Linked DNA regions of Homo sapiens: region 2 is linked to region 1. A link is a loop called in an ENCODE intact Hi-C map of the cell type or tissue named here. Cell type or tissue: Caco-2. All regions are shown on one strand.

Region 1 (8,000 bases):
ATCTTTGCAGGCCACACCGGAGGCACCCTTATCCTCCTGTCTCATCCCTTTATGTTTTCTATAGATCCAGAGAGAATTGTCACACACACACATTTTGTTTTGGAAAATCAGCCCCTCCTGCCACTCCCCTTCCCCTTCTTCAGCACCGGGGCTTGAAGGTTAGGAGGGGCCTATGGGCCTAGACTAAAGTGTAACCATACTCTAAGTCTTCCTTGCCTTATCTGTAAATTGGGAATGTTATTCCATGATTGTCCCTTGAAGTGGTGTATGGAATGGGCTTACATAGTTCACTGACATGAACTAAGTGATCAATAGTGCTTAATTGTGATGTGTTTGTTGTTTTGTTCTTTTCTCATCATACTCTTTGCTGCGTAAGTCCTTCCTACAATGTTCTCCTAGTCCTTACCACATTGTCCTTTTAGGACCTTACTGTTGCATCCTCCTAGGTCCTTGCTATGACGTCCTCCTAGGTCCTTTCTATGACATCCTCCTAGGTCCTTGCTATGACGTCCTCCTAGGTCCTTGCTATGACGTCCTCCCAGGTCTTTGCTATGACATCCTCTTAGGTCCTTTCTATGACATCCTCCTTGGTCCTTTCTTTGACATCCTCCTAGGTCCTTGCTATGACGTCCTCCTAGGTCCTTGCTATGACGTCCTCCCAGGTCTTTGCTATGACATCCTCTTAGGTCCTTTCTATGACATCCTCCTTGGTCCTTTGACATCCTCCTAGGTCCTTGCTATGACGTCCTCCCAGGTCTTTGCTATGACATCCTCCTAGGTCCTTTCTATGATGTCCTCCTAGGTCCTTTCTTTGACATCCTCCTAGGTCCTTGCTGTGACATCCTCAAGGTCCTTGCTATGATGTCCTCCTAGGTCCTTGCTATGACATCCTCCTAGGTCCTTTCTATGATATCCTCCTAGGTCCTTTCTATGACATCCTCCTAGGTCCTTGCTATGACATCCTCCTAGGTCCTTGCTATGACATCCTCAAGGTCCTTGCTATGATGTCCTCCTAGGTCCTTGATATGACGTCCTCCTAGGTCCTTGCTATGACGTCCTCCTAGGTCCTTGCTATGACATCCTCCTAGGTCCTTGCTATGATGTCCTCCTGGGCTTACTGTGATGTCCTTGTAGGCCCTTACTATGTTTTCTTCCAAGGTCTCAAGTGTGATGTCCCCCAGGGCCTCACTGTGATATTTTTCTGGTCCTTACTGTGCTGTTCTCCTGGTTCTTCCTGTGACATCCTCCTTGGTTTTGTTCTCTGAAGCATTTCTGAGTTTCTTCCTCATTAAGCATCATCTCTCTGGAGCACTCCATGTCTTTCTTACTGGCTCTTTAATTTCTCTGACCACTTAAGTGCAGCATTTCCCAAACCATGCTTCACAGAGGGGAGTGATCTGTGAGAGGCTAACAGGTGTTTTGGGAAAGTAACTATGCAAGTGAGATGATTAAAAAATATTTGTAAGAAAAATATTAGACATATTTATGTTCTTCTGCTTATTACTTAGCAATCTGTTTTTCAGTAACGGGCCAAAAGCAAACAGGAAAACAAGCAGAGAAAGAGAAACAAAGGGAACCTCATACATAAAAAGCCAGGAACCTGACGAGCAATTAGCTTTGCATTTACCAACCATCTGTCTTCTCAAAGAACATTTATGTTGGGGAGATTTGACACCTCCCTTGATCTCCACTGGCCACCGTCATCCCTGCACAAGGACGGTGAATGCCTGCCATGTAGGCAAAACAGAGGGTCTACCATGCACATCCGAAAAACAGCGGGCCTACCACGCCCATCCGAATCCTAACTCATTGCCTTCGTCTCCTCTTGCAAATGGATGGCTGCCGCTCAGCCCCTCTATGTAGAAACTCTGTAGCCCAGATTTAATCTGTTCTGGTTTTCTCTTGTTGTGTCATAACCCCAACACCAGTGGCATCAAACGACAAACCTATCATGCTCACGGTGCTGTGAGCCAGGCATCCAGGCGTCCAGGCGTCCAGGTGTCCAGGCAGGTGCAGCAGGGCTGGTTGGTGTCTGCCCTGTGGTTGCTGGGGCGGCTCAAGTAGCCGGATGGGTCAGGGGTGGCTTCACTGGGGTCACTTGTGGAGCCTCGCTCATGCCTGTTGGCTCTTGGTTCCTCTTGAGTTGCAGCTTCGGGTGCTGGAACGTCTTAGAAGCTTTGTCAGTTGCTTCTCTGTCCTCTAGGGTGGGGTGGCTGGAAGAGTTGGGGCTGGCCAGGGACTTCGCTCCCTCCAGACAGCCTGTCCACTTGGCTGGCAGGGGCTTCTCCTCACATGGTGGTTTCTGGGTGGCCAAGGGCCTCACATGGTGTCTGGCCTCCCTTAGAGCAAGGATTCTGTGAGAAGGAGGTGGACGCTGCCGTCATGCTAATGCCTGGGCCCAGACCTGGGCCATCACTTCTGTCTCCTCATGTCGGCCCAGCAGTCACAGGCCCTGCCCATACTCCAGAGGTGGGGATGGAGCACGTGCGGGTAGATGAGGTGTGGGTCAGAGAGGTTGTGGCCATTTCAAATATGCACAGAGGCTTTTATCTTTCTCATCATCTTAGTGTATATTTTTGATATTGTTCGGTGTCATTGTGTATTGAAAGTTAATTAAATTTTGTTAATTTACTCAACTACAACAAGTATTTCATCTGAAGTTCATTTTTCCTGGTCATTTTAATCCAAGAGCTCATTATGGCTCTGAAGTCCCTCTGGGGTGTCCACCAGGCCATTACATTCATAAAATATTCTGTTATTGATGTCTGAGATGGATGGTGTGGAGAGCCACCATTTGCCTGTGTGTTCCTCTGCTGACAGACATGTGGCCATTGTGAATAGCACCGCCATGAACGTGGTGACTGCGGCCATCACAAGGACATGGCCTCCTGCCTGCCCCACAGGCAGAATCCGTCAGAGGTGTGCTTGTTGGTGAGCCTCCCTCACACAGCCTCACTCGTACAGTCTCCCACACAGCCTCCCTCATGGGCCTGCAATACACAGCTTCCCTTACACGCCCCCCTCACATGCCTCCCTCACACAGCCTCCCTCACACAGCCTTCCTCACGGGCCTTCCTCACAAAGTCTCCCACATGGCCTCCCTCATGGGCCTCTGGTACACAGCCTCTCTCACATGCCTCCCTCACACAGCCTCCTTCACACAGCCTCCCTCACACAGCCTCCCTCACACAGCCTCCTTCACACAGCCTCCCTCACACAGCCTCCCTCGCATAGCCTCCTTCACACAGCCTCCCTCACGGGCTTCCCTCACAAAGTCTCCCACATGGCCTCCCTCATGGGCCTCTGGTACACAGCCTCTCTCACATGCCTCCTTCACATAGCCTCCTTCACACAGCCTCCCACACAGCCTCCCTCACACAGCCTCCCTCACACAGCCTCCTTCACACAGCCTCCCTCACACAGCCTCCCTCACACAGCCTCCTTCACACAGCCTCCCTCACGGGCTTCCCTCACAAAGTCTCCCACATGGCCTCCCTCATGGGCCTCTGGTACACAGCCTCTCTCACATGCCTCCTTCACATAGCCTACCTCACACAGCCTCCTTCACAGCCTCCCTCACACAGCCTCCCTCACACAGCCTCCCTCATAGCCTACCTCACACAGCCTCCCTCACGGGCTTCCCTCACATGCGTCCCTCACACAGCCTCCTTCACAGCCTCCCACACAGCCTCCCTCACACAGCCTCCCTGACAGCCCCCCTGAAACAGCCTGCCTCACACAGCCTCCCTCACACAACCTACATGACAGCCTCCTTCACATAGTCTCCCTCACACAGCCTCCCTCACAGCCTCCCCAGCACAGCCTCCCTGATGCAGCTTCCCTCACACAGCCTACCAGAAAGCCTCCCACACAGCCTCCCTCACATGCCTCCCTCACACAGCCTCCCTCACACAACCTTCATGACAGCCTCCTTCACATAGTCTCCCTCACACAGCTTCCCTCACAGCCTCCCCGACACAGCCTCCCCAACATAGCCTCCCTGATGCAGCTTCCCTCACACAGCCTACCACAAAGCCTCCCAAACAGCCTCCCACACAGCCTCCCTCATATGCCTCCCAGACAGCCTCCCTCACACAGCCTCCATGACAGCCTCCTTCACCCAGCCTCCCTCACACAGTCTCCCTCATGAACCTCCCATACATAGCCTCTCTCACATGCCTCCCGTACACAGCCTGCTACACAGCCTCCCTCAGCAGGGATGGTGAAGAGGGATTGAACCTCCAGCCTGGAAACAAGGGAGGCAGCTAGAGGAGGAGCAGGAGGCAGAAGGCTGGACAGGAGGAAAACGATGACTGCTCCCTGCATATATATGTGCTCAGAATTTCCTGGAAACACGCCGTCCTAGAAACAGATCAGGCTGTCAGACTGCGACACCTCCCCTTTTCGAAAGGCGACAGTCTTGATTTATGGAACGGACACAAATGACTCCCCTTCGCTTCAGCGACCATCTTCCTTTCGTGTTCGACTCAGGCTTTGTTAGGATGGAGGGGGCCAGGAAGGGTTTTGGTTGGAGAGCCCTGGGGCGGGCTGTGGAGTTGTAAGGCAAGTGAATGAGTAGAAACGGTTTAAAAAAGGACTGTGGACTTTAGACGCTCAGTGTCGTGAGTGACTGAAATGATAGTCAACCTAAGGTCATGTCCAACAGAAATGTCAACAAAATGGAATGCAAAAAAAAAAAAAAAAAAGCCGAACAAGCAAACGAAAATAAGGGTTGAGAGTCTGGTCGCTCTGACCTTGAATGAGTTAGTGTCATGTGCTGCCACCCAGTGTGAAGGCAAACGGCTTTTGTGAAAACAGCGTTCTTGGTGGGGTTCGGCTTCTCCGGCCTCTCCAGGTCTGGGCAGCAGAATCTTCATAGAAAAAGCCCCATGGGCCGCTCCAGTGTGGGTGCTGCCTGCAGCTGTGCCTGGCATTGTCTGCGTGGAACCTCCTGCTGGTGCCAAAGGTCCCGATGAGGCTGGGTGAGCCTATACAGTGCAGTGAGAATGGCAAGCACTAATGTGAGCATGAACAGTAGTAATGGCAGCATTAGCATGTGGCGTTTATGGAGTGCCAACTTTGTGTCGGGCACTGGTCTAAGATGGTTGCATGTCTTACAGCCGCCCAGTGGGGTTAAGCACGGTCATTGTCCCCATTTCTTAGAGGGAAACTGAGTCAAGACCGAGTTCCTTCCTGAGGTTATACAGATGGGAAGTACAGGAGCCAGGATGTGAGCCAGACGATGGCCTCCAGAACTTGTGTCCCCAGCTGCGAGAGGCCCACACAGCAGCCTGTGGGAATACCGACTGTGGGATGGAGTGTGAATTCCCAGCTCTCCTTCCCTAGGGGTCTGGGGGAAGTGTCTCTCGGATGCAAGAGAACACTCTTACTTTGATCCTGTCTGACTCTTCGCGCATTATGGAGTTTCTGTTGCCTTCCCTCATCTGACGTAGCTCTGGACCCCGCTGGTTTGTTCTGGGAAGGGCTCCTCTCCCTCAGGGACTCAGGAAACCCCAAACTGCCACTGACTTCCCAGGCCTGTGATTCACACTGTTCTTGGTGGCTTTTGTGGGGGAAGAATAAGCTTTAATAATTATAAGGCCCCTTAGAGAGCATCGGTAGCCTGAAGGAATCAAACTGTCAAACTCACTTTTCAATTTTCCAAACCTTACTGTCCCACCCAAGAATTTGGGCAAGTTAATTTTTTCCTTTAAATTATTAGTAAAAATAATGCCCTGTGAATGATTTCTTGGGAAAGCCAATGTAATAGAAACAAAAAAGTGTTAATTTTGGGAAAACATCTGGGGTTCAAACTGAAATGAAATTGACATAAGAGAGGCACAGTGGAGAGATTTGGCATGGCTAGGAAAATAGCTTCTGTATTCTCTTTTTCATCTGTGTCCTGCTTGTTTGAGGCGAGCATAACAACCGTTTCACTCGATGCAATATGTCTATTTCATCTTGAAGACTGGCACTGGGAGTTAGCAGGGCCACACATGAAAGCCCTGCTCTGCACTTCGAGGCCCTTCTAATCTTGTTAGAAGTCGAAAGTCCTCAGCTCTGAGCTATTAGAATATGTGGGACTAGGAGAGACATGAAATACTCTGCACTTTGGGAGGATGGAAAAGCACACTGAAGGAAGGAGGTAACGCAGCTGGCATCCCCAAAAGCTTGTTCACAAATACTTATTAAGTGTCTTCTGTCTGCAAAGTCATGTGATAGTGTTATGTGGATTACGACAATAATTACTTGAGCAACCCCTCTGCAAGGGAAATCCAACACATCAACACAAATAACCATGGCACGCGGTGCGCAGTGAGGAGCAACACAGTAAGTACAGGTTGTTCTTGATGTTCGAAGGAGGGAAACGCTGCTCCAAGCTCTGGAAGGTCCGAGAGCAGAGGCGGATGGGAGGGTGAGGAGCATCGGAAGGCGGGACATGGAACAGAGGACAAAGAATGGGAATGGTCTTGACAAAGTCCTGGGGTTTGAATGGGTAGAGACGGTGGAATGGGATTTGAAGTCACTGGATCAGATACGTAAACCATTTAGGGTTGAAAAGCATAAGATGTCTGTGGTTACCAAATGAATGGGTCTGTGGAAGACAAAAATGGGTAAGCAGGTGAGTGAGACAGGACCATACAGGGCCAGGATGCAGAGGCCCCGGGTTCCCAGCACAAGTGTCCTTTACTAAGTAAGCAATGTGGGGGTTTTCCCACACACACGTGAACGCACACACACACACACCCATAGCTTTATTGATGTATAATTTACCTAAAATGCACCTCACTCCATTAGAGTGTACTATTCACTGGGTTCTGATGGATGTGAAGTCCTGTAACTACCACCACAATAACGTTTCAGAATACTTCCATCACCCCCCAAATTCCCTCCTGTCCCTTTGCAGGTAATTCCAGCTCCTACCCCAGCCTCTGGCAATCACTAACCTGCTTTCTCCCTCGATAGCTTCACCTTTCCTGGAATTTCATGTAAAGAGAATCATACAGTATGGAGTCTCCCATGACTGGCTTCCCTCTGGGGCATGACATGGTAGAGTCACCCATGCTGCTGCATATGTTAAGAGTTGAGTTGTTTTTATCGCTGAGTAATATTTCATTGCATGGTTATACTACATTTTGTTTACTCACCAGTTGATGGATATTTGGGTTCTTTCCAGTTTTTGGCTATTATGAATGATGCTATTACGAACATTCACATAAAACTTTTAATGTGGACGTATTTCTTCATTTTTCTTGGGTAGATGCCTAGAAGTGGGATTGATGGGTTTGTTGGTAAGTGTATGTTTAACTTAATAAGAAATTGCCAAAACTGTTTCCATTTTCTACATCCAGCGATAATGTATGTATATTATTTCATCAACTTAGCTAAAGGTTTATAAATGTTATTGATCTTTCTAAGAACCATTTCTTGGCTTCATTGATTTTTAACTATTGCTTGCCTTTTGTCCATTTCATTGATTTCTACACTATCTTGATGATCTCTTTCCTTCTTACTTTGGGTTTAATTTGACCTTTTCCTAGCTTCTTAAAATGGCATTTCATATCATTGACTATAGACTTTAAGCTGTCAGCAGTAAGCATGCTACTTTAGCTACGTCTCACAAATTTTGGTATGTTGTGTTTTCATTTTCATTTTGTTCCAGATATGTTTTCCTTATGATGTCTCCTTTGACCTATTGATTATGTATAAGCATTGTGTGTGCAGTTTCCACATATTTGGGGATTTGCCAGAATATTTTTTCTGTTTTAATTTAAAATTTTATTCTGCTGTGGTCAGAGAACATACTCTTCATGATTTCAGTCTCTTTAAATGTATAGAGAATTGCTTTATCCCAGGATGTGGTCTATCCTGTTGAATGTTCCCTGTGTGTTTGAAAAGAATGTATATTTTACTGTTGTTGAGTGGAATGCTTTCCAGATGTCAGTTGTTTGACAGTGTTGCTCAAGTCTTCTATGATCTTGCTGGTGTTCTATCTACTT
Region 2 (8,000 bases), 250 kb before region 1:
GATCATACTATGCAAGCTTGGCCTCAGGGACTGTGCCTTCCCTTTGGCCCAATATAAACAGTATAGGGCCCCAGGAGGAGAAGCGAATATCTCAGCTTTTGTGAGAGACTTAATAGCTCACAAATACTCCAGGAGGCCATTTCCTAAAATAGCAGGTGCCTCTCCTGCCTGCCACTGCCTCCGAGTGGACTCCTGAGAAAGGACAGCTGTGAATCTGCTGCTCAGCTCTTGTTGAAATGGATTACCCAACCTGTGGGGCCATGTGACTCTCTAGCCTGGCATCCCTCTTCTGGGGTGGAACAATTTAGATTCCATGTCCAGTAAAATGGAAGAAGCTTAACAGGCCTCCTAGCCAAATAAAAATGGTCTCTTCCAGAGCTCAACCTGCCTGGCGCTACCTGGTATCAAGGTTTCATGTGAAAAAGTGGCAGATACCTCCTGGGGGAAACCCTATTTCCTAATCCACTGCTGAAGCCAAACCACCCAGTTAGGCCCTCAATCCCCTGAGCCCTCCTAATGTCGAGGCTGGGCTCTCTGACCTTTGGCTGCATCAGAAGCTGATGGTATTCACTGAGTGGTGGCAGCCCATCACAATGGAGGCATACTTAGGAATTTTTTATTTTTAAAATTCTAAATGAATTTCTTATCAAATTTGCATAAACATGCTAAATATAATGAATAAAGGTTTTCTGTTGTATTTATTTATTTACTTTTTTGTTTTTTTTTGAGACCGAGTCACTCTGTTGCCCAGGCTAGAGTGTAGTGGTGCAGTCTTGGCTCACTGCAACGCAACCTCCGCCTCCCAGGTTCAAGCGATTCTCCTGCCTCAGCCTCCCAAGTAGCTGGGATTACAGCTAATCTTTGTGTTTTTAGTAGAGACGGGCTTTCACCATGCTGGTCTTGAACTCCTGACCTCAAGGGATCCATCCCCCTTGGCCTCCTAAAGTGCTGGGATTACAGGTGTGAGCCACTGTGCCCAGCCTCGTTTTCTGTTTATTTAAATATTGTATAAAGAATAATAACAATGAAGCGCTATGTACTCACCAGTTAATCTAAAGAAATAGAACATAATAATATAGTGGATAGTAAATTTCTTCAATATGAAATGTCCTACTTTATCCCATTTAATGTTTTTTGTTTTGCATTCTTCTGTATTTAAACCAGACTCCTGTACATTTTTAAAAAATTAAACAATAATTTTTAATCATTTTCACTTTTTTTAGTATCACTTTCGTTTTGATAGGTCTTAGACAGTTAATTGTGTTTTTTGACCTAATTTGCATATATAGTTATAGTAGATATATTTGGTTTTTATCATTTCCTGTTTTCGTATTTTATATATTTTGTTATGTTTATATTTTGCTAAACTTGATTTTCTGTTTTTTACTATATTAACTATTACATTTTTGTTCTGTTTTCTAGTATCTTAGTAATATTACTTTTGATACTAGTTACTATTACTGTTACTAGTTTTATTATTTTGATACTAGTAAGATTAGTGGTAACCTTAAGTTTTTAGTAGCATTATTTAACTTTAATTTCTCTGCTGTCAGTAAAAAGTGAAATATTATCGTTTTAAATGACCCCTATTTAAAATGGAATTTTTTCTTTAACTCTTTTTTTCTCATCTGAATGTCACTTCTTAATGTATAAGATAATAAAAAATTATTAAATGATTTATCTTTCAAAAATATTTTTTGGCATTGCATTTTAGTTTATAACTATATATATCGTTATTTATATTTCTCTTTATTTAGAAAAAATTTGTCATTGTTCACCAACAATTCCGTGCAGTCACTTCACAGTCCTTTGTGAAGGACCAGGTAGGATGGTGACGTGGGCTCCTGTACTCAGCAGAGCCGTGAGTTTGAGTCCGTCTGCTTCCTAAAGTTCCCCTGCATGCTCAGGGGGGTCTGTACGGCTTTTACACCCCTGAAGGACAGGGAGACCCCCACTTTACCCCATCATCTTTTTTCCTAAGCATCTGAGGTCAGAATTGGGGGAGGACAGTTGAATGAGCATGGCAAAAGCGACTGGCCCACACCGTTAAGCAAGGCGCGTTTCATTTTGAGTGGCTAGTGGCTACTCATGGCTCAACCAAATTTGTAATGACATCAGTTTAGGCATTGGTCTACAGCCTCATTCCTGACGCTGTTTATTCAGCTTTGGGACTCCTTGAAATAGCAGCTGTACCCACAGGACCTTTTACCTGGTGTTGCATGGCTCACAGTTCACACCATCATGATGACATTCCTTCATGCTTCCGCTCAGAGGAGAGGGAGTGACAACCTAGCCAGCAGTGGGCTCAGCCTCACTGCTTACCTCAGCCTGCAGACTGTCACCAGCAGCTAGGACTGCTTGGGGTCCCTGCTCCTCCTGCTTGCCCACCACTTGGGTGAGCACACTCACTGCTATTAATAGATCCCAGGAGTCTTCTCATATCCCTTAAGCCAATCTGCATGGGCCCCTCCTCTTTCTTTTCCAGAAAGCCATCTATTAGTCCCCTATCCTTGTTGCCAAAAACCGTCAAGAACTGTGAAAAGTCTGAGATTTTATTCTGCTTGCAAACTAACAAGTTAGTCTCCGAGTTTCATGGATGCTAGTTGTAAACCTGAGATGTCTGGGTCAGAGACAAAGGACTTGGTTATGCACAGCACATAACCGAGTGCACAAGCTTCCTTTTGGTGCCAGTTGCCCTTGAACCCAAGCCCCACAGTGGGCCTGTATCACAGCTGGGGAACCCACCATATTTATATCGGGCTGCAAGCAACCCTGTCTAACCTTTGCTTGGAGGTGAACATTGTGCTACCAGACAGTAAACAAACCTCTCCTTTGCTTCAGAGATACACTATCTCTAAATCCCAAGGCCATCTGCTGTACGACCTTAAGAAGACAGTTCCAAATAAGGTCTGTCCCTGCCTCTGCTTGTGAGATGTACAGAAATGTGAGAGCGCCGTGGAGATTGTCTCCCAGCACCCAGGCACATACCTGAAGAAAACAAGTTTAATTACTAAGAAATAGTTCTTACCAGAATATCAAAGGAAGTCTAAATTTTATGGTGATTGATTTCCCAACACTGATTATCATCCTAAAAATTATTGTTACAGTGTTATAATTATTTAACATTACAATGACAACTTCTTTTGGACAGTGGGTTTTAAATGGTTCCAAGGAGCTGACACTGTGTAGTTCATATATTGTAACACTTCAGACACTATTAACACTGTTTAGCTCATGTATATTACAGGTATAATGCATGTGTTATTTGTTTTGGGAGCCCTACTCTTTAGTTCATATATTTCTTAGGGGCTGGTTGGAGGCAGGGAAAGACAGGATTGAGAGAGTGTAACACAAACGCTAGAACAAATCTGCATAAACGTGCAAGATATAATTTTATCTCCTTTTGTCTGTTTATTGATAGACTTTCCATAAAATATTTAGTGTGTAATAAAAAGGATTTTAGAAAGAGAGAAAAGGAGGGGAGGAGGAAGAAAGGAAGAGAGAAGTCATTGTTAAAGGTGGTAGATTATGTTTTGGTATCTGTATTAGTCTGTTTTCTGTCTCACACTGCTATGAAGAAATACCTGAGACTGGGTAATTTATAAAGTAAAGAGGTTTAATTCACTCTCAGTTCCACATGGCTTGGGGTGCCTCAGGAAACTTACAATCATGGCAGAAGGCACCTCTTCACAGGGTGGCAGGAGAGAGAATGAGTGCCAGCGGGGGACATGCCAGACGCTTATAAAACCATCAGATCTCATGAGAACTCACTCAATATCATGAGAACAGCATGGGGGAAACCACCCCTATGATTCAGTTACCTCCCACTGGGTCCTTCCCACGACACATGGGGATTATGGGAATTACAATTCGAGATGAGATTTGGGTGGGGACACAGGCAAACCATATCAGCATCTTAAATAGTTTGAAAGTTGTGAAGTGGAAGTTCAAAGGACTCTTCAGTAAAGTAGTAGTGTGTTTTGTGACTATTCACATTTCATCTCCTGTGATTAATAGCTACTTACTATGAGATCTCATGTGTTAAAATACAAGCCTAATTCATTCTGGTTCACTGGCCTCCCATGCTATGAACACTTAAGGTGAGCTGACTCTCAGATTTGAGGAAGTGTTTTAAACTTGCCAAATGCAGCCTTGTGGTAAGTCTGCGATATTGTTGAAGGACTAGTAAGAAAAAGTCACTTCACCTCAGAGGTTATCATTTAGGGCTAGGTATACCTCTCCATGCTTTTAGGACGTTTTCTTTCCTTTCTATTGAATTTGAAGAACTGGGGTGCCGTGATTTTAATGCATCCTATTCCTGCAATTCAGAAACTAGAAAGTAATACTTAGGACAAAATTGAAATAAGTGTATGTTTTGGAATTTTATAACTCATATTTTTATGTTAAATGTGGAATGAGATAACATAATTTATTGAGAAATATGGATGTATTTATAATTTTGTTGGTTGTGTTAGATAATTGTAGGTTAGTGCATTGCAGTACAAAATATCAATATGATGCTTTAACTTATAGGTGCAGATTCAATCATTGGGTGATTTTTTGGGGAGTAAAAGCGGTTTCTTTTTTTGTCTTATCCTGCAGTTTTTAAGTTTTAAAAGTCTGGCCTTTAGTTTGGTCCTGAAGTCAGAATTTGTTTTACATTTAAAACAAAGTTGTGCATAATGATTATATTATTATATTCTTGTCTCATGGATTAATGAAAATTCTATATAATGTGAAGAAAAGCATCATATAGAACTGATAAAAGCAGTATCTCTATAGTTTATAATGCTGGATTACAATGGACAGTTCTTCAGCGGCACAGTAGAGGGCTCCGGAGGCTGTGAGGAGCACCAGAGTCCATGCTAGAGAGAGCCGGCGCTCTCCAGCAGCTCGGAGCATTGTGGCGCACCAAGTTCAGTGCTCACTGAACTGTTTGGCTCTGTGCCATAATTAGCCTTCTATTCCCTTGATTAGAATCACGGATAGAAATTCATTAATCTGCTTTGTTAGTGGAAAGTGTTAGGAAAGTAATTGTTAAAAATGGCTCTGCAGATGTTTTTTATGAAGAATTTTTTTTGTGTTTTATCCAAGCTTAATAATATTTTCCATAATTTGAAAAGTCAGTCTAAACATTGTAAACCATAAGTACCTAGTGTTTTTTTCCTTTTAATAAATATAAATTTCCTCTCCTTCCAAGGGATTATTTTATGCTTTCATATAGGCAGAAACCTTATTGTTCATGAAATGAAGTAAAATACTAAAATTATATTTCTACTCTATTTTTCAGGGAATCCGAGCCCGCATTTTAGAGACTTTGGTCATGCTTCTTCTTCTTGCGTTACTCATTCTTGGGATAGTGTGGGTAGCTTCAGCACTCATTGACAACGATGCCGCAAGCATGGAATCTTTATATGGTATGGATTTCCTTGTTTTAACCAGTTTCCTTACTGGAAACTGTAGTTTGGGATATAATTACACACTCAATTTTAAAAACATTTAAATCTTTGTGTAGTTAACAAAGATGTTTGATGTTAATTTACAGAATTAAGAAATCTTTAGATATTTTTATCTAAAAATGAAGTTTTATTTATTTTATATGTGAAGAACAAGTAAGCAGCTTTTCAGATTTTTTTTTTTTGTTTTTGTTAATTGGTTTCTGTTCTTCAAATTCCGTGGAGACATTTTTTCTCCCTCCAGACAGGTTTTGCTAAAGGGTTACTTCTTGGTTTTCTATTTTAGATCTTTTTATTGTACAATTTAGAAATTATATGGCTTAATAAACTAAAATAGGCAATTACAATGTTTACATGAGGTACAGTCAGCCTCTATCTTATCGTAAGATAGACTGACTATCTTAATGTGCAGTATTTTGGATTTATTAAAATATATTTACTTTTTTTTAATAGATCTCTGGGAGTTCTATCTACCCTATTTATATTCCTGTATATCATTGATGGGATGTTTGTTACTTCTCTGTAAGTATTTTTCAGACTTGATATTAAGAGAAAAGTAGAGTTGTCCTTATTCTGGAAAATTCAGGGAAGTTTTCTGATGAGATTTCTTAACTATTTGGATTTTTTTTGAGTTCGCCTTAACTATTTTTATTCAAAATAAATTTTGATAAATGGAAACTTTGAAATAATAAGATGCTTTTATTGTTCTCTAAGGAAAGCTTCTTCTACTGGGTTGTAGAGTGAGACAGACGGACAGACACACACACACACACACACACACACTCACACTCACACACTTTCACACACTCATATACAGTCATACTTACATACACTGACACACAAACCATGTGCACACTCATACACACATGCTATAGCCTCACCCCCATACCTGTCATAATGCTAGATTCTACTTTTAAATGGAAATGGTAGAATTATGTATGATAAGTTTGTGGTTTTTTAAAAGTTTGTTTTGTTTTACTTGAAGCATCACAGCCTATCTCAGGGATAAGTAGATAAATGTAGTTTAAAGGACTTAAGACTATGGTTGTCACCTTTAGATATTCTTGTTTGTTTCTCAGTCCTATTAATACTTGAAATTTAACCTGTTCTTTGCTAATTTTTCTTTATTTTAAGCAAAAGTATTTATTATTATTCAACTGCTAGAATCTTGAATATTATTCTAAGCCTTTTTTTGTTGTCACATATCTTTCATAACTAATTACACCTATCCTGCTCACATGGCCCCTCTAGCTTCTTTATTGATGATGGTGAAGAGTTCTCTGACAAAACACTGACAATCTCAGTTGGAGAGAAGAATGTTCTTAAAATGATAATCCTTGAATTTCCCTTATTTTTACAGTCTAGTTGTTTATCTCTTTCTCCAAGCTCTATAATGTCGCTTTCTGTCTTTTGGTGATCTTATTTCTGCAGTGTGTACACCAGTTGGCCTTTCTCGTATGTTCACAGTGATGGGTCAGTTGCTAGTGAAGCCAACAGTAAGTATTTAATTATAAATCATTTTGTTTATTAAATAAATGTGTTTACATTTGATTGTCTTTGATATTGTGAGCTAGCATTTAGAAATAGAAGAAGAATATGTTTTGTATGTTTATCACTCAAATTGTTGTTTTATTAAGTTTTTTTTTTTTTTTTGAGACAGAGTCTTGCTCTGTCGCCCAGGCTGGAGTGCAGTGGTGCGATCTCGGCTCACTGCAGGCTCCGCCCCCTGGGTTCACACCTTTCTCCTGCCTCAGCCTCCCGAGTAGCTGGGACTACAGGCCCCTGCCACCTTGCCCGGCTAATTTTTTTGTATTTTTAGTAGAGACGGGGTTTCACTGTGTTAGGCAGGGTGGTCTCAATCTCCTGACCTCGTTATCTGCCCACCTCGGCCTCCCAAAGTGCTGGGATTACAGGCGTGAGCCACCGCACTTGGCCTATTAAGTTTTTTGTTTAATAGAACTTTGGTTAAATTTCCAGTCTTTGGAAACCAAATTTGGTTTTGCTTTTAAAATACTAACTATAGGTGCATAGGTAAAAATTCCTCTAGCAAATTTTAGGACAAAATTTACAAATATTTACAGGTATTTTAGGTGTCCATTGCCTAATATCAAAAAGTACCTCTATTATGTTTCAAAATTTACATGTATGCTTTAATTTACAAAATGGTTATATTTCTGAAAATTTGTCTGCATATTGTGTCTCGATTAATTGAAGCATACTTTACCTTTCATCTTAGAAACACTATATATTAGTTTTTAAATGATTTTCAGTTGATTGTAATTCTAATGATTTGTCGCTTTCTTTGGTCTCTATTTTGTCAGATATTTAATTATATAAAAACGATTTCTTAGCTGCCCCTAGGAAATCTGTCACTTATTTTCATGGATCCTCACTGCCTATGAACTCAAGAGTAAACTACTTACATGTTACAAAGCCTTTCACAGCCTGGTCCACACTCAGTTTTCCTCTAGCTGTCCCTGTGTTTACTGTCACTCTAGCTCATGAGCGAACTTGCTGTGCTCTGAATAGGCTCTATGCATTCTG

Evidence for each region. Hi-C counts contacts between places; a loop is a spot of excess contacts. Peaks named below come from ENCODE experiments on the same cell type or tissue, not always from the same donor. Only the 100,000 strongest peaks of a DNase experiment are listed, where the experiment ranks them.
Region 2: it touches region 1 in a loop (7-fold over the local background); 5 of 110 quality-filtered maps call a loop at or near these places.

What each region holds. Positions count from the first base shown.
Region 1 is chr7:156,513,099-156,521,098 of GRCh38, reverse strand. All of the region lies in intron 2 of RNF32-DT (RNF32 divergent transcript), which reads left to right. Among named protein-coding and RNA genes, the nearest start is that of LINC00244, 23 kb to the left of the region's middle. In Caco-2, no CTCF peak of the experiment used is centred here; a DNase peak (open chromatin) is centred at 4,468; H3K4me3 peaks cover 777 bases.
Region 2 is chr7:156,761,086-156,769,085 of GRCh38, reverse strand. It overlaps LMBR1 (limb development membrane protein 1), which reads left to right. Exons shown (of 17, transcript NM_022458.4): 6 at 5,291-5,417; 7 at 5,910-5,978; 8 at 6,888-6,952. Among named protein-coding and RNA genes, the nearest start is that of RNF32-AS1, 110 kb to the right of the region's middle. RefSeq lists a silencer at 3,673-3,875 and an enhancer at 929-3,908. In Caco-2, a CTCF peak has its summit at 4,815 (motif pointing right); DNase peaks (open chromatin) are centred at 2,245, 2,885 and 4,855.